Regions from separate parts of the Mus musculus genome. Here regions 2 and 3 are each linked to region 1. A link is a loop called in an ENCODE intact Hi-C map of the cell type or tissue named here. Cell type or tissue: heart. All regions are shown on one strand.

The links. Hi-C counts contacts between places; a loop is a spot of excess contacts. Peaks named below come from ENCODE experiments on the same cell type or tissue, not always from the same donor. Only the 100,000 strongest peaks of a DNase experiment are listed, where the experiment ranks them.
Region 2: a loop joins it to region 1, with 5 times the contacts of the local background. A loop is called at or near these places in 9 of 42 quality-filtered maps.
Region 3: a loop joins it to region 1, with 3 times the contacts of the local background. A loop is called at or near these places in 11 of 42 quality-filtered maps.

The regions. Positions count from the first base shown.
Region 1 is chr2:83,639,478-83,647,477 of GRCm38, reverse strand. It overlaps Zc3h15 (zinc finger CCCH-type containing 15), which reads right to left and starts at 2,900. Exons shown (of 10, transcript NM_026934.3): 1 at 2,751-2,900. The coding sequence starts at 2,825. In heart, a CTCF peak has its summit at 3,099; a DNase peak (open chromatin) is centred at 3,017; H3K4me3 peaks cover 2,479 bases; H3K27ac peaks cover 1,456 bases.
Region 2 is chr2:83,767,801-83,775,800 of GRCm38, reverse strand. Itgav (integrin alpha V) reads right to left here. Exons shown (of 30, transcript NM_008402.3): 9 at 7,463-7,506; 10 at 7,053-7,109; 11 at 5,696-5,748; 12 at 4,464-4,666. Among named protein-coding and RNA genes, the nearest start is that of Fam171b, 41 kb to the left of the region's middle. In heart, a CTCF peak has its summit at 4,205 (motif pointing right); a DNase peak (open chromatin) is centred at 4,220.
Region 3 is chr2:83,720,287-83,728,286 of GRCm38, reverse strand. It overlaps Itgav (integrin alpha V), which reads right to left and starts at 3,890. Exons shown (of 30, transcript NM_008402.3): 1 at 3,368-3,890. The coding sequence starts at 3,552. In heart, a CTCF peak has its summit at 3,924; DNase peaks (open chromatin) are centred at 3,266 and 3,896; H3K4me3 peaks cover 3,013 bases; H3K27ac peaks cover 2,740 bases.

The sequences.
Region 1 (8,000 bases):
AGAGGACATATTTTTTTTTTTTAATCTGCTTGCCCTAAATCCAAACACACCCCCAACCCAAGTCAAGAATTATACTTATTTTTCTTTTGTTCTTTAAGACAGGATTTTGTACTGCACCCAAGGTTGACCTGGAATTCACTATGTAGTCTATGCTTGCCTCAAACTTGAAATCCTTGTGCCTCAGCTGCGATTACAGGCTCTGCTTAGTCTACGATCAGAATTTCTGTTGCTCAAAGCTGATTTCAAAGTATTATTCTGGCTGTAGGTAAACAAATGTTATATACTGTTTGGGAACAATATGTGAATGGAGAATAAAACTTCAACTTTACAATACTATGTGATATATTCATTTCAAGGAGAAAATACATACTCATAGTAAATCCATGATATCCCAGACAGCTTAAAAGAATAATAGGAAACACACATAATTTTCTTTTGTTTGTTTTATATGAAATTCAACTCAGAAGCCACAATATAAACTCACTGCATAGCTCCAAAAGTTGTCAAGACATGCTACGGTGTTAGAGAAATTATAAAATAAACCAAACTAGGCTTAATTCTATTACTGCATGTATTAGGATAATTTTAATCAATACTTTCTTTAAATGCACTTATCTTATTTGTTTTGCTTTTTTTGAAACTGGTTTCTCTGTGTAACAGAGCCCAGGCTGTCCAGGAACTTGCTTTGCAGACCAGGTTTGCCTAGAACTCTAAGATATCTACCTGTTTCTGCCTCCCCAGTAGGATTAAAGGTGTATGCCACCATGTCAGCATTAATGAATGTATCTTTGGAGATGTCTTCACTAATGAAAGCTAAAGTTGAGTTCTCTTTACTTCAAAAACAAAAATATTGCAACCACTAAAGAAACCAACCAACCAACCCTTCTTGACTAAGACTGTACAGAGCAGTGGTAGAATTCACCCCTAGAATGTGATGCCTTGGGTACAACCCCTAGAAAACCAACGAAATCTTGTTAGAGATGAAGGAAGACAAAATATATTCATGATTTTTAGGGCTAATAGACTATTATAAATAACTTTAATTTTGCTGTTGTCTTTCGATCGAGACAGGGTTTCTCTGCGCAGGCCCAGAGTCCTGAAACTTACTCTGTAGACCAGGCTACTCTTGAATTCAGAGCTCTACCTGCCTCTGCCCTTCTGAGTGTCATCTCCACTGTCAGGTGACAAAAATTAACGAAACAAAAAACCCTTTAGTCTCATTAATTAAAAGTGGTTATAGGTCCAAGTGGCCTGAAATACATTCTATAATGTTTTGTAACATTTATTTTTGAATGGAAATTTTACTGTTTTGTGGTCTATTTTATATTTATTCAATCTCAGTAGTTTGTAAGTAAAATGCTATTTCTGAATGTCCTTTGTTGGCACAATATTGAATTGCCACCAGATTATTATTCCCAGAGATTTAAGTCTCCCAAATCCTGATTTTTTTCTTCAGATGTAAAGGTGACAATTATTTTTCTTTCTTTTATTTTCCCTTGGACAAGAGTTTCTCTGTGTGCTCTGGCCATTCTGTAGACCAGGCAAACTGTCTACTGAGATGAAAGGCACACACCAGCACTGCTTGGCAACAGTTTTGCTTCCAGATGTTTGGCTACGGCAGTTCTACCTTAGAACTCCAACAGTCAGTAAATTATTAGATGTGTTCACATTAATTTTATTTAAATTAAATCAGCCAACTTTAACTACATACAATCTGACAAAAGATTAATCTCATTAGCGTGTATAAAGGAACCCTGGCGAATTCTCACTTCTATCTTTCAAGGCTATAACAATCAAATGTTGAAAAAAAACGATCATAAGCAAACATCTCATTTCGAAACCCCAAACATTCATTCTGGCTATTTTAATAAGAACGAGCCTACTAAAGGTTACTTTATACTCAGATGCTGTAAAATAGTCATCTTTTCTTCCAACTACATCCAAGTCTATGAGGTACCATTTACTTTTAAATGAGGATTAGTATGGAAGAAATACGTTTATCGAATGTGAAATTTCATTACCTATCTTAAGGAAACTCAAGTAGACAATCGTTGTAACCTGAGGAACATTTAAGAACATCAGTACCTTGCCTCACTCACTGAATGCCTACAAGTTCAATGCATTAAAAGACGCTCGTGTGTGTGTGTGTGTGTGTGTGTGTGTGTGTAGGTAAACTGGGAGCTCCCAATTTAACATAGGTACTGTGACAGAGCCTACGTTTAATTCAGACTCCATGTATGAACGAAGCATTCTGTACAAAACCGCTGGGCCACGCTTTTTGGGAAACCTCTGTTCTTGACACGAAAGTTTCCAGATGGACCAAACACCAAAAGAAACAACAACAACAAAAAAGTGGTAAATAGTCCGCTGGCTCTTGAAAATGAACAGCGCTACCTCTCACTGCCTGATAAAGAAAAAAACCAAACCCAAGGCGTCAGGTCAGTCAGGAGGGGCCTTCCAGAGCGCCACTCAGCTTGTTTTTTCAGGCACAGCCCGAGGAGCCGCGGAAAGTCGTGAGCATCGAAAGGCCGGGCCGGGGGTCCCTGGGCGGCCGAGTGGGCGCGGCGGGCGCGTGGGTGGAGACGCGGCGAGCGCGGGGGCGCAGCGGCCTCACTACAGCGATGAGGGGCGGCGAGAACCACTTCAGTCGGGGCCCACCGGGCCGGGCGCCGACACGTGGCCCCGGGGAGCCGCGCTCCGCAGCCCGGCGAGCCCCAGCCCGGTGCGGCGGGGAGGGGGAGGGGACGTACCTCGATGATCTTCTCCTTCTTCTTCTGCTCCGCCTTCTTGCTGCCCCCGGCCTGAGCCTGTTTCTTGGGGGGCATCGCGGAGGCGGGGGGCACCGGGCCGACTGCGACGCAGATGGCTACCGTCGGGGCGTCCGGCAGCTCGGCGGGAGCAGGAAGACCCAGCCGCCGCCGCAGCGCACGGAAAGCGACTCGCTCATTCGCCGCCCGGATGTGGCCTTTGCGACAGCACGGCGCCGCTATGCACTGTGGGGCGCGAGGCGAGGCGCCCGGAAGTGGAGCTGCGCGTGCGCTCCGGCTGCGCCGAGCCGGGAGGGGGCGTGGATGAGACGTGGGAACTGGGAAAGGCGCGGCGTGTGACGCCTCCTTTTGGTGAGGCGCTTGCCACTTGCTTGGCTTCGTCCTTCATTAGCACCGCGAGTGATGCCTCCTCACCTCACTTGTATAGACCCCTGGCGTAGAGAGTTCTAGATCTAGTTAGCACTGGACAGTACCATCTTGAGTAATCACGGAGCGGCTGCATCAATTATGAGCTACTGTCTTGTCCTCTGGAGGGGCAGGGTTGCAATGCAGCACCTTCAGTATGAAGTTGCGTAAAGAAATAAAGTTTCATTTGGAGATCGTCAGACGTGGAGTCCTAGTGGGTGAAATCCTTAGTTTCTCTTCAAGTCCTGTACTAATTTTAGGGGGCTGCCTTAACGATTCCGGAAAAAAAAAAATCACTATTTTACTATGTCAAACTAGCCTAACAGTATGGGCCAAGCCCAATTTAAGGTTAGTTTAAGTGTTTGGTAAATTCCATAATGACTTTACACACACGATTTCACTCATTACATCTACACTGAGGTACGAATGGTTAACTGTTAGCACTGTTTGAGATGAAACGCAGAAAGAAAGGTGGCTAAATGTAAAATCCAAGATAAGAATTTCAGCCTGGTTAGTCTTGCTTCAGGGCTCTGTTTATATTGTAGACTAAACCAAAAGTATGGCTTTTGATATGCAAATGAATCTACTATTTTTTATTCAGCCAAATACTGACTTTAAAAAAGCACACAATGAATGGCTGTTCTTTTGCATGGTTACTGTTTTACCTACATTGATTAACAGAAGAATCATCCTTCCAGAGAAGGGAGTTATTAGTTTTTCAACAATTTCATAAGCAGAAAACTACTTTGGAACCCTAATGCCACCATGAGGGAAATGGACAGTGTTCATCTGATGGCAACCAAAGCAAAAAGAGACACTTAGGGGCAGGGGACCCAATATTCCTTTCAAGGGCTTTCCCCAGTGATCTACTTCCCTTCATGTGTTCCACTCTCCCTAGGAGTGTCACCCAACTCAACAGGAGCCTTTGTGGAACACTGTGACAGTTTACTTTTCTGTATTATTTATTCTTCAGAAGTTGATTAAGAATTCCTGTAGTAGCAGAATGTAGTAATCTTAATATCCCCCTTTTTAGTGATTCATTTAATGTCTCTAATTTTAAAGAATTTTTTTATGGCAATCGTAAGTATGGAAAAGTTGTAAACAATCTAGAATTTCACAGTCATAGCTGAAAAATCATAGTTCACTATTATCTTTTGTTCCTAACTTCTAACTAAACCTATCCCATGCTAATGCTAGACTATGTGACCAATATTCTTAATATATTCTCTTATATGGAAATTAGAGTTGGTTTTAGTTGTTTATAACCAAAATTTGTTATGGACTGAACTGTTATGGGCTGAATTGTGTTTTCAAAACTCACAACGTCTACTACTTCAGAATGTAACTACATTAGGAGATAAGGGCATTATAAAGGAAATAGGTAAGTTAAAATGAGACTTTCAGCATAGACCTAATCCAATCTGAATGGAGTCCTTATTAAAAAAAAAGGAAAAATTGAGTTTAAAATTTTTTTGAGACAGGGTCTCCTTAAGTTGTTTACATTGGCCTTGAACTTCTAGCCTGGACTGGCTTTGAATTTGCCATCCTCCCATTGAGCCTCCCGAATAGCTGGAATTGCAGATTTGTGTTATGAGCCCTGGTATAAGAGAGAATCTATATTGTGCACAGAAGCAAGAAAAATCACATGAAGACATAGCGGGAAGGTCTGTGTCAAGGAGAGGCCTTAGAAGAAAGCAAACACAGGAACAGGACAAACACAGGGATAGGACGGAGTCTAGCAAGTCAAAGCTTTGAGTTCAATTTCCAGCATCATACAAACCAGGTATGGTAGCACAAGCCTGTAATCTCATCACCTGGGAAGGAGAGACAGAAGAATCAGAAGTTTACGGTCATCTTTGGCCACAGCAAGCTCAAGGCCAGCTTGGGTTGCATAGTACCTTACTCTGTGCATATAGCCTCCATCTTGTTTAAGTATCAAATCTGTAGTACTCTGTTATGGAAACCCCAGCAAAGTAGTACTCTGGTAGTAGTACTCTGGTAAGGCTTAGGACTAGAGTATAGACATTGCCACTGTGGTGAGCAGAAGCTATTTTATTCCAAATCTTTTGATAAAAATAAGGCTAACTTAACTGACCATGTAAATTGCTGACTCATCTCCTGAGTTGGGAAGGTACCTTCTAGAAGTGTTTTTATTTAAATATTTAATGCTTCAAGTCCTTTGACTTTCAGACAGTCTCCTTCAAGTCATTTTCCCCTCCAAAATAAACTATGACAAAAGACTTGCCAGCAGAGCATGTAAAATCTCTTTTAACCTGTCAATTTGAGTTTCTGTACTGTAACCCTTCACCGCAACCTACAGTGACATAACATTTTCTTAAGTGGATAACTTATCTGGTTCTGTTTGAAATACTTCTTGCTACCATTATAATAACTATTATGGCATTTGTCAAGAAGTCGAGATGTACAGTTTCCAAATATTGTTTTGCTTCACTGAAGCCTAAACCACTTTTCATGACCCCCATCAATCATGCCTGTTCCCTAGTAATAGCTTTCCGGTGCTTTCCCATGTCCTCTTGCAATAAGTGCTAGGAGTCTGCACTTTCCCTAGCACAGGAGTGAATGGTTTTTAGCTTCTGTCACTTCAATTGATATTCCTCATTTGAGGCCAACTTTTCCTATTTTCCACCTTCATATACCACTATGTCTCATGCCTTAGAGCTTTTTCAAGGTCTTACATATATGATTGTACAAAGAAAGAAAAGTAAAGAAAAAAGTCTCTATTCCATGTAGGTGCCATAGCTAGAAGTGTTAGTGGACTGTTTTTTTTTTTCTTCAACCTCCAAGTTTAGTCAAATCATAGCCACGCCCCTCCTCCCTCAGTTTGGGTAGAATTGGAGGCCTTACATGTGGTGAGCAAGTGTTTTCTTATGAGCCACATTGTTCTCCTCTTCAGTATAACTCAGATGCCTGCCTTCAATCGCACAATCTTATTTCAAGGCTGCATTTTCACTTGGACTATTTTGAGGGGGCTTTTACTTTCTTTATCTTGTTCCAATTTCTTCACCCAGTATTACTCTCAAAATAAGTCCTCTGATACAACTTTGATGGTGTAACCCTATTACTTAAATGTTTTCTTTCTAACCATGTAGGAATGGTTTTATCACAGGTTTTTATTTTTCCATAAACTTAAGGTTTTTATATTACATTCACGACCATTCTATAGTTACATTAGTGACAATCCTACTCTAGCAGGCATTACTATTTTTTATTTTCTTCATTTACATTTCAAATGCTATCCCCAAAGCCTCCTATACCCTTCCCCCTGCCCTGCTCCCCTATTTTTTTTTTTTTTTAAATACAGTTACTGTCTTAGAAGCTAAGTCTAAACTCTATAAGGATTTTATTCTTTTCTGGAGTTTATGAATGGCCTAGGATTGGTGATTATATCTTGTTCTTATTTTTTCACAAAACCATGATGAATTACATAAATCAGGGATCAGTAAGTGTGAGTCAGTGGAGTTAACAAAGAATTCATATGGAAGATCATATGATGAAAGCAGCAACTTAGACTATGGTAAGTAAGACCTTGATGTCTTTACTGATGAATAATAGTACCTACTGCACCTTGTCTCTTAGAGCTCCATAAGTGTGTTCATAAACATGAATGGTGTGGCCAGATGTGGTGGAAAAGGACTCTCATCCCAGTCTTTGGGACACGGTGGCAGGGAGGTCTGTGAATTCAAGGTCACCCTGGTCTACATAGTGAGCTCCAGGAGAGCCAGGACTATATAGAGGTACCCTATCTCAAAACACCACCACCTACAAAATCCAAACCAAACCAAACCAAACCAAACCAAACCAAACCAAACCAAACCAAACCAAACCAAAGAAACAACAAAATGAATGATGCAGGGCCAGAGAGATGGTTCAGCTGTTAAAAGCCAGGCTTGCATACAAAACATCAAAGATGAATGGGGCGAGAATTCCTTCCTCATTTGCTCTCTAGTAATATATTTAATTTTATATTTAGTTTTGTTATTGGAGATGAATTTAATAAAAGCCTCATTGCCAAGATGACATGAGCACCCAGTCCTGTCTGAAGAATTTCCCAATAATTATGGGGTGCAGAATTGTCACAACAAAATATTGCAACAGAGGGAGCTTTTCAGGATGAAGTCTCCATGCTGATGCACACATTTGTTGCCTCCTACTGTCCAGTTTTCCTGATATCATTATGGGATGTAAAGATGCAGCAGTGTTTGAGGGATTGTGGGAAAGGGGAATGGTCAGTATATAACGTGTATTAATGTTACTAAATTATTTACTTGTAAGTTCTAGGTTTGAATGATACTTAAACCCCATAATGACACTGGTTGTCTCACTGCGCAGAAGACTGAAAAGAAGATTGGACCAGTGGTTTTACTGGCACTTGTATTTTACTTGTTAAAATTCGAACCTGAGGGGCTGGAGAGATGGCTCACTTGTTAAGAGCACTGACCGCTCTTTGCGAGGTCCTGAGTTCAGTTCCCAGCTACCACATGATGGCTCACAACTATCTGTAATATGATTTGATGCCCTCTTCTGGTGTGTCTGAAGACACACCGTTGTACTCATATACATAAAATAAAGAAATCTTTTCAAAAAGTAGAAAATGTGGCCTGATAAATGTATCCATATGCTGTTTGTGTGTGTGTGTGTGTGTGTGTGTGTACATGCAGTGAGAGAAGGGCTTTGTGTCCCTCGGTTAGACCTACAGGTGGATGTGAACTGCCCTCCATGGGTACTGGAATGACGTTCCGGTCTTCTGAAAAAGCAATATGGGCTTCTAATCACTAAGCCATATATCTTCCCCTGTTTTTCATCTTC
Region 2 (8,000 bases), 130 kb before region 1:
TTTGATTTTTTAAAGCAATCCTATGTGACACTAAATGGTGGCTTGAAGATAAACATACCAATTCCTCCTTCTTCTGGTGCTACCAGTCCAAACATGGACATCTCTTTGACTTATAATGGCCCTGATACCAGCTATACCAAATTGCCTCAGTGTCCTTACTTAACAACCTTATGCCTCCTTGGTAACATCTCCTGACATACTAAACATGCCTGGATTTTGCATTCTTTATGTGAGACCATCAAGGCTGGAAATATCTCAAACACCATGGTAACTCCATTCTAGTGCTCTTTAAAAAAGAATATTTCCTACATATACACTCACCCTATTGCACGCTGAGTTCCTCAAGAATGTGTGTGGGTGATTACCCTCTTTTTTGTTTTGTTTTGTTTTGTTTTGTTTTGTTTTGTTGGAGACAGGGATTCTCTATGTACAAGCTCCCTCTTGTAGACCAGGCTGGCCTCAAAATCAAGAGATCCACCTGCCTCTGCCTTCCAAGTGCTGGGATTAAAGGTGTGTGCCACCACCACCTGACTAAGGATGTGTGTAGGTGATCAACCTCTTTGTTTCTTGCTGTTTTGCTTTGCTTGAGACAGGGTCTCTCTATGTAGCTTTGGCTGGCCTGGAACACACTATGAAGACTAGGCTGGCCTCAAATTCATAGAGATCTGCTTACCTCTCCCTCCAGAACGCTCCACTTAAAGGTGTGCACCATCATTCCAGCTTTGACTAGCCTCTGATTTTCAGCACCTAGAAGACTATCTGGTAGCCACAAGCCCTAAGAATATGTCATTCTTTGAAAATATGTATTTGCATCATGTAAAGTAGTCCTTTTAACCTTTTCTAAGTCTTTAAAAGATAATTCAAATTAACATATGCATTAAGAAAATACTGACTGGGATTGGAGAGGTGGTTCAGCAGTTAAGAGCACTGACTGCTCTTCTAGAGGTCCTGAGTTCAGTTCCCAGCAACCACATGGTGGCTCACAACCATCTGTATTGGGATCCAACACCCTCTTCTGGTGTATCTGAAGACAACTACAGTATATTCTGGTGTGTCTGGTGTATACATATACATAAAATTAATTAAATTCATTAATTAAAAAAGAAAATATTGATTAGTTTCCCAGAAAAAGATGGCTCTAGTCTATGGGGTTATTTAGTATGAGCTGTCTCTTTCTAACCCCGTCAATATTGCATGCACAGTTATTGTCTCCCTCTCTGCTGCTGTCTGGAGCCACTTGCACTGTCATGATCTCACTTCCTCCCTGGATTGCACTACTGTTCTCTTTAGGTTTTTTTTATTAATTTTTTATTAGATATTTTTTTCATTTACATTTCAAATGCTATCCCCAAAGCCCCCTATACCCTCCCCCTGCCCTGCTCCCCAACCCACCTACTCCTGCTTCCTGGCTCTGGCATTCCCCTGTACTGGGGCATATGATCTTCATAATACCAAGAGCCTTTCCTCTCATTGATAGCTGACTACGCCATCCTCTGCTACATATGCAGCTAGAGACACAAGCTCTGGGGGAGTTGGGGAGGGGGTAACTGGTTAGTTCATATCGCTGTTCCTCCTATAGGGTTGCAGACCCCTTTAGCTCCTTGGGTACTTTCTCTAGCTACTTCATTGGGGGCCCTGTGTTCCATCCAATAGATGGCTGTGAGCATCCACATCTGTATTTGCCAGGCATTGGCATAGCCTCACAAGAGACAGCTATATCAGGGTCCTGTCAGCAAAATCTTGCTGGCATATGCAATAGTGTCTGGGTTTGGTGGTTGTATGTGAGATGGATCCCTGGGTGGGGCAGTCTCTGGATGGTCTTTCCTTCTGTCTTAGCTCCGAATTTTGTCTCTGTAAATCCTTCCATGGGTATTTTGTTCCCCATTCTAAGAAGGAACGAATTATCCACACTTTGGTCTTCCTTCTTCTAGAGTTTCATGTGTTCTGTGAATTGTATCTTGGATATTCTAAGTTTTTGGGCTAATATCCCCTCATCAGTAAGTGCATACCATGTATGTTCTTTTGTGATTGCGTTACCTCACTCAGGATGATATCCTCCAGATACATCCATTTGCCTAGGAATTTCATAAATTCATTCTTTTTAATAGCTGAGTAGTACTCCATTGTGTAAATGTACCACATTTTCTGTATCCATTCCTCTGTTGAGGAACATCTGGGTTCTTTCCAGCTTCTGGCTACTATAAATAAGGCTGCTATGACCATAGTGGAGCATTCTCTTTAGGTTTTAACCCTTCCCTCTGTTTTGTTTTGTTAGGCAATAATGACAAAAACTGCACAGAATTACCCGAGTCTACATAACAATACAAAGCCTAACTTAATGTTTCCTTTTCCACATCCATTTTGCTGTGATTTGACTGTGAAATGTCCTGTCCCTCAGCCCATAGACTCCTGTGTTTGAGTACTTGGTCGCCAGCTAGTGGCGCTGACCTGGAGAGCTGTGGGACATCACAGAGGTGGACCCTGACTGGGAAAGTGGATGAGTGTTTCAGGGAGAGGGAGCAGGCCATGAGGCCTTATCATCTGGCCTCACTTCCCATCTGTGCTCTGCATTCTGCAGATAGACAGATAGACCAGGTACTTTATGCTTCTGCTGCCACTGCTCTCAGACTGTAAGCTAAAGAAAACCCTTCTCCCTGTGGTGGTTTAAATATACTTGGCCCAGGGAATGGCACTATAAGGAGGTGTGGCCTTGATGGAGTAGGTGTGTCCCTGTGGGTATGGGCTAAAAGACCATGTGGGAGACAGTCTTCTAGCAAGCTTCAGATGAAGATGGAGAACTCTCAGGTCCTCCTGCACCATGTCTACCTGGATGCTGCCATGTTCCCACCTTGAAGATGAAGATGATAATGATAATGGCCTGAACCGCTAAACCAGTAAGTGAGGCTCAGTTAAATGCTGTCCTTATAAGAGTTGCCATGGTCATGGTATCTGTTCACAGCAGTAAAACCCTAACTAAGACACTCCCTTAAGTTGCTTCATATCTGGTAACAGCAACACGTAACTAATTCGCCTTTTGCTGGTACCTAGTGAGGTGGAGGACTGAAACAGGCATTCACTGTTACCAGATCTGAACAAAATGAGATTGGAACTAACAGCACAAAAATGCATGTTTACATAAACATGGCTCAGGTAATCTTCCACTAAAGAATTACCATTCACGGTTCCCTACAGACCATCAACACCTCCTAAGGTATTTATCTCCTAACAGTAAAACTTCTTTGTAAAAATCTTTTCAAAGATTTTTTGCTGTTGTTTACACATGCTGTCAAATAACATAACAAAAATATGAAAAGCAAGATGACAATATCCAGGAAATGTGACTTTAAAGTGACTGGAATACCTTTGGAACAAAGCAACAGCTTTCTGTCTTAGTTGTTCCAGAAAGCCTGGGAGACAGAGCCCAGCTGAAATGAAAGGGACCTGATAATTTTACACAAGGTAGAAAATCAAATACAGTTTTCTTTCTTACCTCCAGGTTTTACTGTCAGTGAGCAGTGACCTACAGTGGTCTTTCCATAACTTGTTATAAGCTTTATTCTAAGGTTGAATGCTATGTTCTTTGATGACAAAAAAAAAATTTTAAGACTATTTTAGGAAGCAAAATATACCCTGGTCTAGTTATTCCCTAAGTCTGAAATCTTCTAAGGTTATTCAAACTGGCCTGTGACACACAGCTGTCCACAGGGCAGGAATGGAGGTGTTTCCTTCCACTATGCAGTCAGAGTCATCTGTACCACTGAATTTATCGAGTCTTCTTCCTAATAACTTTCTAATATGTTGCTTAAACCCAAATATATTGCTGATTATGCAAAGAAACCAACAATTCTTCTCTCCTCACTATCCTTTTACAAAAATCCTTGTAACCTAAATTTTATGTATCTAATTTTTAATCTGTATTTCAGGCTTCGGAAAAGAGCTGTGTAGTAAAAGCCAACTTTTATTTTAAAAGGTATCTGAAACTATTGAAATATAAGGCCACCATAACACAATGAGCATAAGCCATTTACAAGTCCCCATGAAAAGATATATAACCTCTCTCTGAGGTTTCACTATAAAGCTGCGACTATTTAAAAAAAAAAAAAAAAAACCTCTAGTGGAAACTCGTGCCTGAGTTAGGCTTTAAGTCATTACTGCTTTGACAAAGGCTGGGAGGTAGTTTTTCACTTGGAAGCAAATGGACACTAGAGGGCACTGACAGGCAGCAGGATGCAGAGGGCTCCCTGAGATTGGAGGCTCCTTTCAGAATTCAATCATCTCTAGCTCATGAAAGCCAAGTTTTGACATTTTTTGCTCATTTTCAAGGAAAAAGAAATAGCAATCTGGTTTTAAATTTGGTGTCTGTGATGTGCTCTCCATCTTTCCGGGAGGTTTGCACATAGGAGCTCCTGTACATGGTGTTTTAGGACTTCCTCTGGTGACACAGAAAGGCGCTTGGATCTTACCATTGAAGCCATCCTGGTCCAGGTCTCCCAATGGAGCTATGGCACTTCCAAACCTGGCAAAAACCTCAAAGCCGTTCAGCTTTGTAGTCTGGAAGTCTCCCACTGCTCTCTGCAGAGACACTGAGACCTGGCCAACCTCCTGGAGTTTCCCATCGGAACCTCGGTCCATGAACAGGGGGGCTCCAATAAACACATCTGCGTAACTGAAAGAAGAGAACATCCTCACACACAAAATCAAACTCTATCTGACAGTTGTTATTCCTCTTAATTTTCTATTTTATTCTATGGGTGGGTTTTTTTATTTGGTTGGTTGGTTGGTTGGTTGGTTGGTTGGGTTGGTTAGGTTGGTTGGTTGGTTACTTGGTTGGTTTGGCTTTTTGAGACAAGGTCTCTCTGTGTAGCCCTTGCTGTCCTAGAACTTGCTCTGTAGACCAGGCAGAACTCAAACTAACAGAGATCCACCTGATTCTTCTAGGAGTAAGGGGGTACCAGGTCTTCATGTGTGTCTGTGTACCACATGTGTACCTGGCACCCTCAGATGCCAGAAAAGGGCTTTGGATCCCTTAGAACTGGATTTAGGTGGTTATGAGCCACCAAGTGGGTGCTGAGGCTCAAACCCAAGCCCTCTGCAAGACAAGCCAGTGCTCTTACCCACTGAGCAGTCTTTCCAGCTCCTCATCAGCACATTCTTATTAAAACTCCTCTTTTTCACTCAGTCTCCACTTCCCACCCGTTTGCAGGCTTCTTATAACTACATGGCTCAATGGTAGGTTATTCATAAAATTACATTGTCCTGGTTTAAGATAATGGTTCTCAACCGATTGGCCTTGACCCAGTGGTTGGTTGGGTCAGAGGCAAATATTAGAGGCAGAATATTAGATATTCTTAATATCAGATACTTCCATTCATATTTGTAACATCAGATTCATAACAGTAGCAAACTTACAGTTATGAAGTAACAATGAAATAATTTTATAGTTGGGGGTCACCACAACATGAAGAAGGGTCACACCATCAGGAAGGTTGAGAACCACTGTGTTAGAGTTAAAATTTAGGACCAACTCAAGGATTTCCTCATATTTATTATTAGGGAGCATCAACTTGTTTTCTTAAAATGACAGAAGAGTAACAGGAAGAAGACAAAGAAACAGAAGAAACACTGTTTAGTTTTAGTCAAGCACTTATAAACACAGAGGAAAAATGGTTTCTGGAAACAATTTTTTAAAACTTACTCATCCCCATTAATGTCAGTAGCAGCTACAGAAAATCCAAAATACGCAGCCATCTGAAGAAGAAGATAGAACAAAACATTTACATTTCATTCAGCCAGATGAACATTTACACTAATATTTATATCTTAGAGAAAGGCTGATTTCTTTCTCTGTGCATTTAGGGTCTTTTTGTCTGCTTCCTAAGACAATGGCCATCCGTTAATGAGGCTTTTTTAATTTTTCTAGATTTATAAGCAGAACACATTTCATGTCCATCATCGCAGGGCCTAAGCCATGAGGCTTTTCATCCCTCCTCTCTCTGAGCCTAACACAGCAGGAAAGAGGCTCCAGCCTCCATACAACACTGGGAGGACCTTTCTCTGCCCACTGTGTAACTTCTCCTTTGACGTTACCAATTTGTAACTTAGTTCCCTGAGACACACAAACGAGAATGTTATAAAACATCTCTACTCACTCCAAAAGGATTGTACTAAAATGAAGAACTTATATTTTGCAATGCAGCTATGCATATGTCATCAGTAATATACACACCTGTAGTGTGCTTTTGGCACCTGATAAAACTAAAACACGTAAGCCATCCTTTTCTTGTCTTTTCTTTTCTTTTGATTATGGGGTTTTCAAGACAGGGTTTCTCTGGGTAGCCCTGGCTGTCCTAGAACTCACTCTGCAGATCAGGCTGGCCTCAAACTCACAGAACCACCTGGCTCTGCCTCCCTAGTGCTAGAATTAAAGGCTTCATGGGTAATTCTCCCCGGCCCCAATTGGATAATTCTTTAAGGAAACATTGATGATATCAAGGAAATTTTATGCTTTTGTATAAGTTTTATTTTTTAAAAAGCAGCAAACAAAAACAAGCTATATTATACGGAGACAAAAGGATTTGCTAAACCATGATATTCTGTTTAAAAACAAAGGTTGAGCTACAATAAATGCAGCACCTGCCTTCAAAAAAAAATAAAAATAAAAACAAAGGTAAAATATCTGAAACCAGGTGAGCAGTGAAAGCAGAGGGCAGGTAGATCTGAGTTTGAGGTCAGCCTAGTCTACATAGTGAGTGCCAGGACTATCCAGAGAAACCTTGTCTCAGAAAAACAAAAAACAAACAAAAACCCCAAAGCCTGTCATAATTCTATTTATAGCTTTGTATGTATGGACCTATTAAACTATTTCCACAAAACACTGACTGACACAAGATAACACACTGGAAATGGAATCTGTCATGCAGACTTGAACAGCAGCAGCAAGAGGGGCCTTCTGCAGTGTGTGTCAGGCTACTCTGCAGATGACTTCTGTATTTTCACTTTCTACACTCTCCTCAGTGAATTTTCATAACGGGGTGTGAATTTTAATACCATACCTGTTCACCAGTAAAATTGTGTAAAGAGGACATATTTTTCCCATCATAAATATAAACCTGTGCAAAAAAAAGAGAAATATTTAAAATTAATGATATCTACAGATGGGGGTGGCATATGAATATGTTTGTGGAGATATGGGCATGGGGGGAGGGGAAGGGTGCTTGTACATGTGTCAAAGTTGAGTGTCTTCATCCCTTTTTGAGGCAGTCGTTCATTTGTATGGTGACTGGCTGGTGAGCAGCAGGGGTCCACCTGTCTCTACACAGCACCAGGGTTACAGCGTGATGGGCCTCCTTTCAGATGCCCACCCGGAATCCAAATAGCAGACCTCATGCTTTTGAGATATCTTCTGACCATCTCCCCAGCCCATTCTCCCCCATAGGTTTAAAAACACCCTTTTTCATCTTACCATTCCCAAAGTCCTTGCTGCTCTTGGAACTCCTGAGACAAAATCTGGGGGGGGGGGGGAATAAAACCTTAATTACTGACTCATACCATTTACAGTTACCAAACTCAGACACTATTGTGGATGCCAAGAAGTGCATGCTGAAAGGAGCCTGATATGGCTATCTCCTGAGAGGCCCTGCCAGAGCCTTACAAATACAGAGGTAGATGTTAGCAGCCAACCACTTGACTGAGTGTCCTTAATAGAGGAGTTAGAGAGTGGACTGAAGGAGCTGAAGGGGTTTGTAACCCCATAGGAAGAACAACAATATCAACCAACCAGACCCCCCAGGACTCCCAGAGACTAAGCCATCAACAAAGGAGTACACATAGTTCCAGCTGCATATGTAGCAGAGGATGGCCTTGTCAGGCATCAATGGAAGGAGAGGACCTTGGTCCAATGAATGCCCAATAGATGCCCCAGTGTAGGGGAATCAAGAGTGGGGAGATGGGAGTGGGTGGGTGTGTGGAGGAACACCCTCATAGAAGCAGGGGGGGAGGAT
Region 3 (8,000 bases), 81 kb before region 1:
TTCTGAGAAAAGGTATCATGTTACCCCAGCAGGCCTGGAACACAGGACATAAGTGGGGCTTGAACTCCTGATCCTCCTACCTCCATCTCTCAAGTGCTAAGATTACAGATGCATTTTCTAAGCATTTTCTACCACAATGCCCGGCTCCATTCTGGAAGCTTTGCTTAACACTTCTTTTTAGTGAGTACTGATGCATTCATTTCCATAACAATATGAAGATGATATTCTCACTCATAATCTTCTATTATAAGAAAAAAGAGGGGCTGGAGAGATGGCTCAGCGGTTAAGAGCACTGACTGCTCTTCCAAAGGTTCTGAGTTCAAATCCCAGCAACCACATGGCAGCTCACAACCATCTGTAATGGGATCTGATGCCATCTTCTGCTTTGTCTGAAGACAGGGACAGTGTACTCATCATATATATAAAATTCAAATAAATAAAATTTACAAAAAGAAAAAGAAAAAGAAGAAGTGAACCCGTTCCGTAGTATTTAGATTTCTGAAACTGGAATATGTGGGGATCACAGCTACTCTCCTCCTTAATCAATTTTTTTCACATAGGGGGAGCTCTTTTATTAACATTTTACTACATAGTTCTCCTTTAAAAGTTTTTAAGCCAGGCATGGTAATGCATGCCTTTAATCCCAGCACTTGGGAGGCACGGGCAGGCAGAGAGAGAGAGAGAAAGAAAGAGAGAGAGAGAGAGAGAGAGAGAGAGAGAAGGAGGGAAGGAGGGAGAGAAAGGAAAGGAAAGGAAAAAAGGAACTATCAATATATGCAACAGATAATGACATACAATACTGTGGATTCTAATGCTTGCTGAATATATAGTGAATATACAGGTGCCTTTGCCAATACTAAGCATAATTTTGTTTGGTTGGGTTTTTGGCAGGTGGGATGAGGTAGCTTTTCTCTGTGTAGTCCTGGCTATCCCCGAATTCTTTCTGTAAACCAGGCTGGCCTTCAACTCAGAGATCTGCCTGACTCTGCTTCCAGAGTCCTAGGATTTAAGCATGTGCTACCACCATCTGAAATTTTGTTTGGTTTTGGTTTTTTTCTATTTTAAGATTAAGTATAATTTTGTAATAATCTTCATTTAATCTGGAAGAGTCAGTAAGTATAAACCGTTGTTTAGGTGTATTGGGAGGGAGGGGGCCCCTCAAAGTTGCTTTCTTTTTTATGTTAGGCTGGTCTCTTGGTACCAAAGTTGATAGTGACTGTTTCAAAATACAACATGCAATCTCCAAAGTTCCACAATATCTTACTATTAAAACTCATGCATAAGTTCCTGTAAACATGAGACTGTGTAAATGTATGAGCTCATTGCATATCCATATGTTTTCCAAAGATTAGTTACATTCCTTGCAATCAACAATAGTAAATACCACCAACAGCTCAAAACTGCTGTTTTCCATGGCAAAAGACAATTAAAAGCTTGCCAGCCTGCCATGTTTCTGGATGTATCTTGGATACTAAATCTTTGCCATAGACAAACAGAAGCAAAAAAACAAACAAACAAACAAACAAAAACAAAAACCAACTAAATTAATAACAGTAAAAAGTAATAACATCTGCAAAACACTCCATCAACTCTGAAGTATTTAACTGCTAATTCCTGTAAGGCAGAGAATATATTTTCAGTCAGAAAAATTTCTGTATAATTTAATCTAAAAGATACACCCAGGGGGCAAGTGCAGTGGCCATGATGTAAAAAGCATACAATTAAAAAAATACATGGAGCCGGGTGTGGTGGTGCACGTCTTTAATCCCAGCACTCGGGAAGCAGAGGCAGGCGCATTTCTGAGTTCGAGGCCAGCCTGGTCTACAAAGTGAGTTCCAGGATGGCCAGAGCTATACAGAGAAACCCTGTCTCGAAAAACCAAAAACAAACAAACAAACAAAAAATACATGGAAAGGAGAAACTTTTAAACAGTGAGCTAACTAAAGCGGTCTGATAGAGTGGATGTGGCTGTAGCTCAGAGGTATATTACAGACTCAGCAGCCTGGGCCCCTGAGTAGAACCCCAAGCTCTACTCTATCCATACAAAGAGATCATTCGCATGGCGGGAGTGGTTAAATGTCTGCAATTGGTGCTTCTGTGGTTTTTTGGTTTTGTTTTTGTTTTTTTGGAGAGTGTGAGCTCAGGTCTAACAGAAAGCACTGACAATGTGAATCAAACCGTGCTCTACATAAACAATGTCGATTTTTGCCAACCCCACCCAAGCTACAGGTTGCTTTAAGGACTGGTTCCTATGATACTCATCAGTGTTCAGGAAAACGGTGACAAACCCTGGAGGCTGCCCCAACTACCTCAGACAAATACTTAGGTCACCTTCAAATGAACCTTGTATCACCTACCCATCAAAATTATGCCTTGCACCTCCCCAAAACTAAATTGGGGGGGGAGTTGGGGGTTTGTGGTAAAAAAAAAATATGTTGTTACCCCAAGGGGTACACTAAGAAGTAACTAAAGAAACCGTTTCTTTGGAAATACAATGTAATAGACATGAAAAACATCAATTTAATCGGGGTTTCCTACACTAGTAGGGATGAGAATGATGCCAGCGTTGAGTCAAAGACAACTTTAATCCAAAAACACGACATTAGCCGTCACAAATCCTCAGGAACTTTGCAACACGGGACGTGAGTAATTTGAAAGCCTACGTGACCTGCTGTATTCTTCAGCATTGAAGTGACCTGCAGAGAGTGAAAACTCAGCAAACACCCTCGCTCTGTCTGAACAATGACCTAAATAGTGGACTAGAAAGGAGCAGATGACGCATTCCATTCATCTGGTGGACCTTAAACGCGCAAAGGTCTCATAGTCCTTTACAAATTAATACAACAATTTGGTCACTTTAGTCATCGGAGTGTCTAGAAGAGGAGTGGGAAAAAAACCGAGAGAGAGAGAGAGAGAGAGCGAGAGAGAGAGAATCAGACGAAGGAAGAGCTAATTTCAGAAAGCAAAAAGCACTAGGAAGAGGCTAACTGGTTGATACGGAAGAAAAAAATTCTGGGGCCAAGTGAAGCAAGTTACGGAATGACAAGAGATGGCCAAAAGTCTCGCAGGACAAGCCTGTACAGATGTCTCACTTTTCCTGGATGCTTAACAGAGCTCCTTCAAAGCTCTCTCGCACTGTCCCCAGCCAATCAGAAGAAGTTGGGGACACGGTGAAACTGGATGCTGAGTGTCAGGTTAGGTCATCCCCACAAAAGTTTCATCCATGCCAGACCTGGGCCAGCCGCGGCATGGAGAGAGTAGGCGGGTTTGGGGCCGGGAGGACCCTGGAGCCAGCGGCTGGGTGCGGATCCGCTGAGGGTGCGCGGTGGGGGAGGGGGCGCCTGGGGACTCGAGCGCGGCCACTTACGAGGACGTGCTGGGCTCGAAGAAGTCCACGGCGAATCCGAAGTAACTTCCCTCGGGACCCGCATACTCGGCGGGACTTTCGACGTCCAGGTTGAAGGCGTCGGCGAGGGGCAGCAGGAGACCCGGCAGCAGCAGCAGGAGGCCGCCGGGGCGAGGGCGTAGCAGCAGGCGCCCGGGAGCAGCCATCGCCGGGGCGCGCGCGGGGCGCAGAGCCGAAAGACTTCAGTCCCTGTCCCGGTGCTCGGTGGCCGCGGCCCGCCGCCTGCGCGCCCCCGAACTGCCGAGCTGTGCTGTGCGCTTGCGGTCAAGGGCGGCGGGGCGGCCGGGCGGCGCGAAGCTGAGCCGGGCGGCACCCAGGAGGAGCGGTGTCCGACCCGGGACTCCGGCTCTGTCGCTGGCTCGCGCGGTGCCTGGCGCTGAGAAGTGGCGGGGCGAGCACAGTACCTCGGAACCGTGAGCAGCCCGGACTGGGGGAGGAGGCCGGGGAGGAGGAGGAGCCGGCCAGGCCGGGCCGCCCCGCCGAAAGAGGAAGTCGCGCTCACGGTGGCCTCCCACAGGAGAAGGCCGGGCGCACTTCCGTGCGCGCTGGCGGCCGGTCCTCCGAGGCTGTCCCGGGACTGCGGCCCAGATCCAAAGGACCAGGGGGGCAGTGGCAGCGCGCCTCCAGCCGAAGCCCTGCAAGCCGGGGACTGGCTGCAATCAAAAGAAAAAGAACCAGGCACACCCCGTTCCCTGGTTCCTCCAGGCACTTCTGAGGGACTTTTGTTTAAGAATGCGGAAAGCTTTATCCGCTTCTCTTACTTCTGCCACTTAGCCCGGCAGGCGCTCACCAACAGAACTCTGTAATTATATGCCATTTCCCTCCCCTTCCATCCTCCACACACTGAACTTAATTATAAACTCCCAGAGGGCTAGCACAGCTCCTCCCGGATGCGGTGTGTGGAACTGGATCTCACTGGCTGACAAAAACGTTGCAAGGCAAAGTTTAGGTGATGAGCCTCTCAAATCCACCCAGAAGACTTCAAGCCTGTGCTTGGATCTTCTCTTTTCTTTCTTTTACTTCCTTTCCTTTTTTCTTTTCTGTTTCTTGCTTTCCAGTTCCAATTCTTCTTCTGGCCTCTGTGTGTATCAGGCATGTACGTGGGTCACACCCATACACACAAAATAAGTCTTTTTTGTTTTGTTTTGGTTTTTTTTGGTTTTTTTTTGTTTGTTTTTGTAAATTTGCTCAGTATTCCTGTGTTCTATGTATATCAAGTGCTAAACAATTTGATGAATGGGCCGGGAGTGGTGATCCATGCTTTTAATGTGGTGGCAAATGCTTTTAATCCTAGCACCATGAAGTGAGAAGCAGGAGGATCTGGTCTGTGTAGCAAATTCCAGGCTGGCCAGGCCTACAGGTAAGACCTTGTCTCAGAAGGGAGGAGGAAGAGGAAGAGGAGGAGCAAGATAAGAAGGAAGAGGAGGAAGAGGAGAAGGGTGAGACGAAGAAAGAAGAAGGAATGAAGAATTTGGTCAATAGGATAAAATGATTAAATATAAATGCATTGCTTAGGCCTTGCATACTTCCAAGTAAAGTAGTGGAGAATTTGAACTATTTTCCCAAAACAGTTATTAAAAATCAGTCCCAGACTAAGCACAGAGGCAGTAGGCCCCCCTGAGCCCAGTCAACATAAGAAGATCCCTGTCTCACACAGCAGAAAAAACACCTCAGTGTCAGCATGCATTCATCTCATAACATAAGTAATCATGTGTGGGGGTGTGGATAGCCTTAGTTGGGTTAAGCAAGTTGATTTTTAAAATGTAAAAAATAAGCAGCAAAACTGTTGGGAGATCTTATCAGCCACAGGCTAATACCTATGTAAAAGCCACCTCAGAGACAGGAAATCCTGTGTGGATACTTATACACAAGACCCTGTGGTTGCTCTTTCATTCCTTGTCACCATTTGGGATCAGAATGTGGGGTTTAAGAGGCAGACAATGATTCGTGGAGAGCAAGAATGTTCTGTGCACTCCCTGTGTTCTCTGCATCTCTTTCTGAAAACCATGCTGCCGGCCAGTCGGGTACCCTCAGGTCTAGAGACTAAAGACAAGTCTGGGATTTTCAGTTTCTCATTCAGATGGTCATCACACACAATTTTTGAAAGAAATCGTGCCTTTTACTGGATGGAAATGAAAAACTACGGCATTTTCTTACATGATAACTACTTGAGATTTGTTCTTAACATGTGAATAAACTGCACAGCTTATTCTAACTATAGCCATTTAAAATCCCACCTTAATACAGTTCTTTAACCACAAAAATTCCAAGTCTGGAAGTTATTCTTTGTGCTTCTTCCACAAATGAACAATCTAACTAGGACTTAAACACAGAAAGTTGAACATTTCTACTACGCTTACAATTTGCTAACAAAATATTTTGCTTCTTTCTTTTTTTTTATGTGGGGTGGGCTAGTAGACACCCTCATTTATTAGCCCAGGTTAAATTGGAATTCTCCTGTCTCTGTCTCCCAAGTACTGAAATTATAGAAGTGTTCCACTCTCCTCAACTGTAATTTCTGAGTATCCCTCCCCCGACCCCATGTTGACCAAGGCTTCATGCACCCCAGACTGATCCCAAACTCTCTATGTACTTGAGCCTCGAGATGAGAATGCTCACCTTGAGCCCCTGATCCTCCTGTTTTCACTTCCCAGGTGCTGGGATTACAGGTGTGTGTCACATGCCTGTTTCAGAATTTCTTAAACTAAACCATCAGAGCACAGCTCTTCGGCCGCTTGTGCTTACACTGTGGAATAAATGGAATCATGGGATAGTCTGAAATGTGGCCAGCAAATCTACAAATGATTGCTAATGCTTTCCCCCCCCCCCCCCGCCTCTTCCCTTTTGTATACACATGACCTTGTGGTTAATGGAGATTAAAGGTCAAGCTTCTAAAAATGTATTTCCTTTAAGTTGATGAGAAAAGTGAATACTTGCAACCAGAAGCCTTTACAGATGATAGTGTGGGTGCTGGTGAAGTTCCTGTAGAGACAGCCAAAGATGCCAATATAAGTTGCCCGGGGGATCTTCAAAAAGGTTGATGGGAAGAAAGGGTTCCATCAGTCTATGTCCTCTCTTCTTACAGCTTGGCTGTGAGAAGAGCTACACATCGGCTTTGTGAGCATGGGAAGCTTAGCAATGGAGGTCAGGATCTAAGAGTTACAGAGCAGAAAGAGCGAGTTTCTGACAACTGTGAATCCCCATTCCAGCCTTGGATTATAAGTCCTTACAATGTACATTCAAGAAAATATAGTGTTTCTATCTTTGTTCAAACTGCTATTATCTAAGTTTTCAGTAGTACTTTCTTTTTTCTTTTTTTCTTACTCTCTTTTTTTAAGATTTACTTATTTTATTTTGTAAGGCAGTAATCCCAGCACTGGGGATACAGAGGCAGGCAGATTTCTGGCTTTGAGGCCACCCTGGTCTAAGAGAGAGAGTTCCAGGACAATCAGGGCTACACAGAGAAACCCTGTCTCAAAAATATCATCATCATCATCATCATAAAATTCTAAAACAGCATATATATATATATTCCTGGGTGGTTGGTTGGGTGGTTGGTTGGTTGGTTGGTTTAAATAGCTAAAACAGCTGCATTGTGTGGCAGCTTTGTTGCTTTTTCAAAGTTATCATTTACTGAAGCCAGAGTGAGCTCACTTTTAGGTTATGGAGAGTCTCAGACACTCTGTCAAAGGTCCTCCAATGGCCGGTATTTAGACAACAAATTTGAGTTAAGCTCTTGGGAGTGTTTCTCCAAGTTTTGAATGGGCTGGTCCCTTCCCTAGCTTTAGTACCTTTATAAATGATTCACTTGGGGCTTTTTCTGGAGTCTCCACCATTACTTCCTCTAAAGCTAAAGGGATAATTAAGAATTTCTACCCATCTATCATCAAGGAAATGTGCCAGGGGATTTTCATGAAATGTTAAATATTTGGATTTAACAGGAAATGATTATGTTCACTAATATGGAGATCTTAATTACATAATTGAATTAGGCTTAAATCTCAGGAGCAAAATGAATTAAAGGCTTGGTACAGATTCAGCATTTTTTACAATTAGATTTTTTTTTTTCTATTTGGTTTTGAAGTAGTAATTACTACTATGAAGATAGTTTACCCAAATTAATTCTACCATTTAGATATAAGAGTCTTGGAAGTGAGTTAACGTTGTTACTTTTTTCACTCCAATTACCTCATTTTAGTTGTTGCTGTTTTTGTTGTTCGTTGTTGTTATACAAACAAGATTTCACTATGTAGCCCACACTGCTGGGAATATAGCTCAGTAGTACAGTGTCTCCTGATATTCATAAAGCCCTGAACTCAATCCTCAGCACTGCCACAAAACAGAACAAACAAACACAAAACATATGTGTACTGGCTAGTTTTGTGTCAACTTGACACAGCTGGAGTTACCACAGAGAAAGGAGCTTCAGTTGAGGAAATGCCTCCATGAGATCCAGCTGTAAGGCATTTTCTCAGTTAGTGATCAAGGGGGAAAGGCCCCTTGTGGGTGGGACCATCTCTGGGCTGGTAGTCTTAGTTCTATAAGAGAGCAGGCTGAGCAAGCCAGTAAAGAACATTCCTCCATGGCCTCTGCA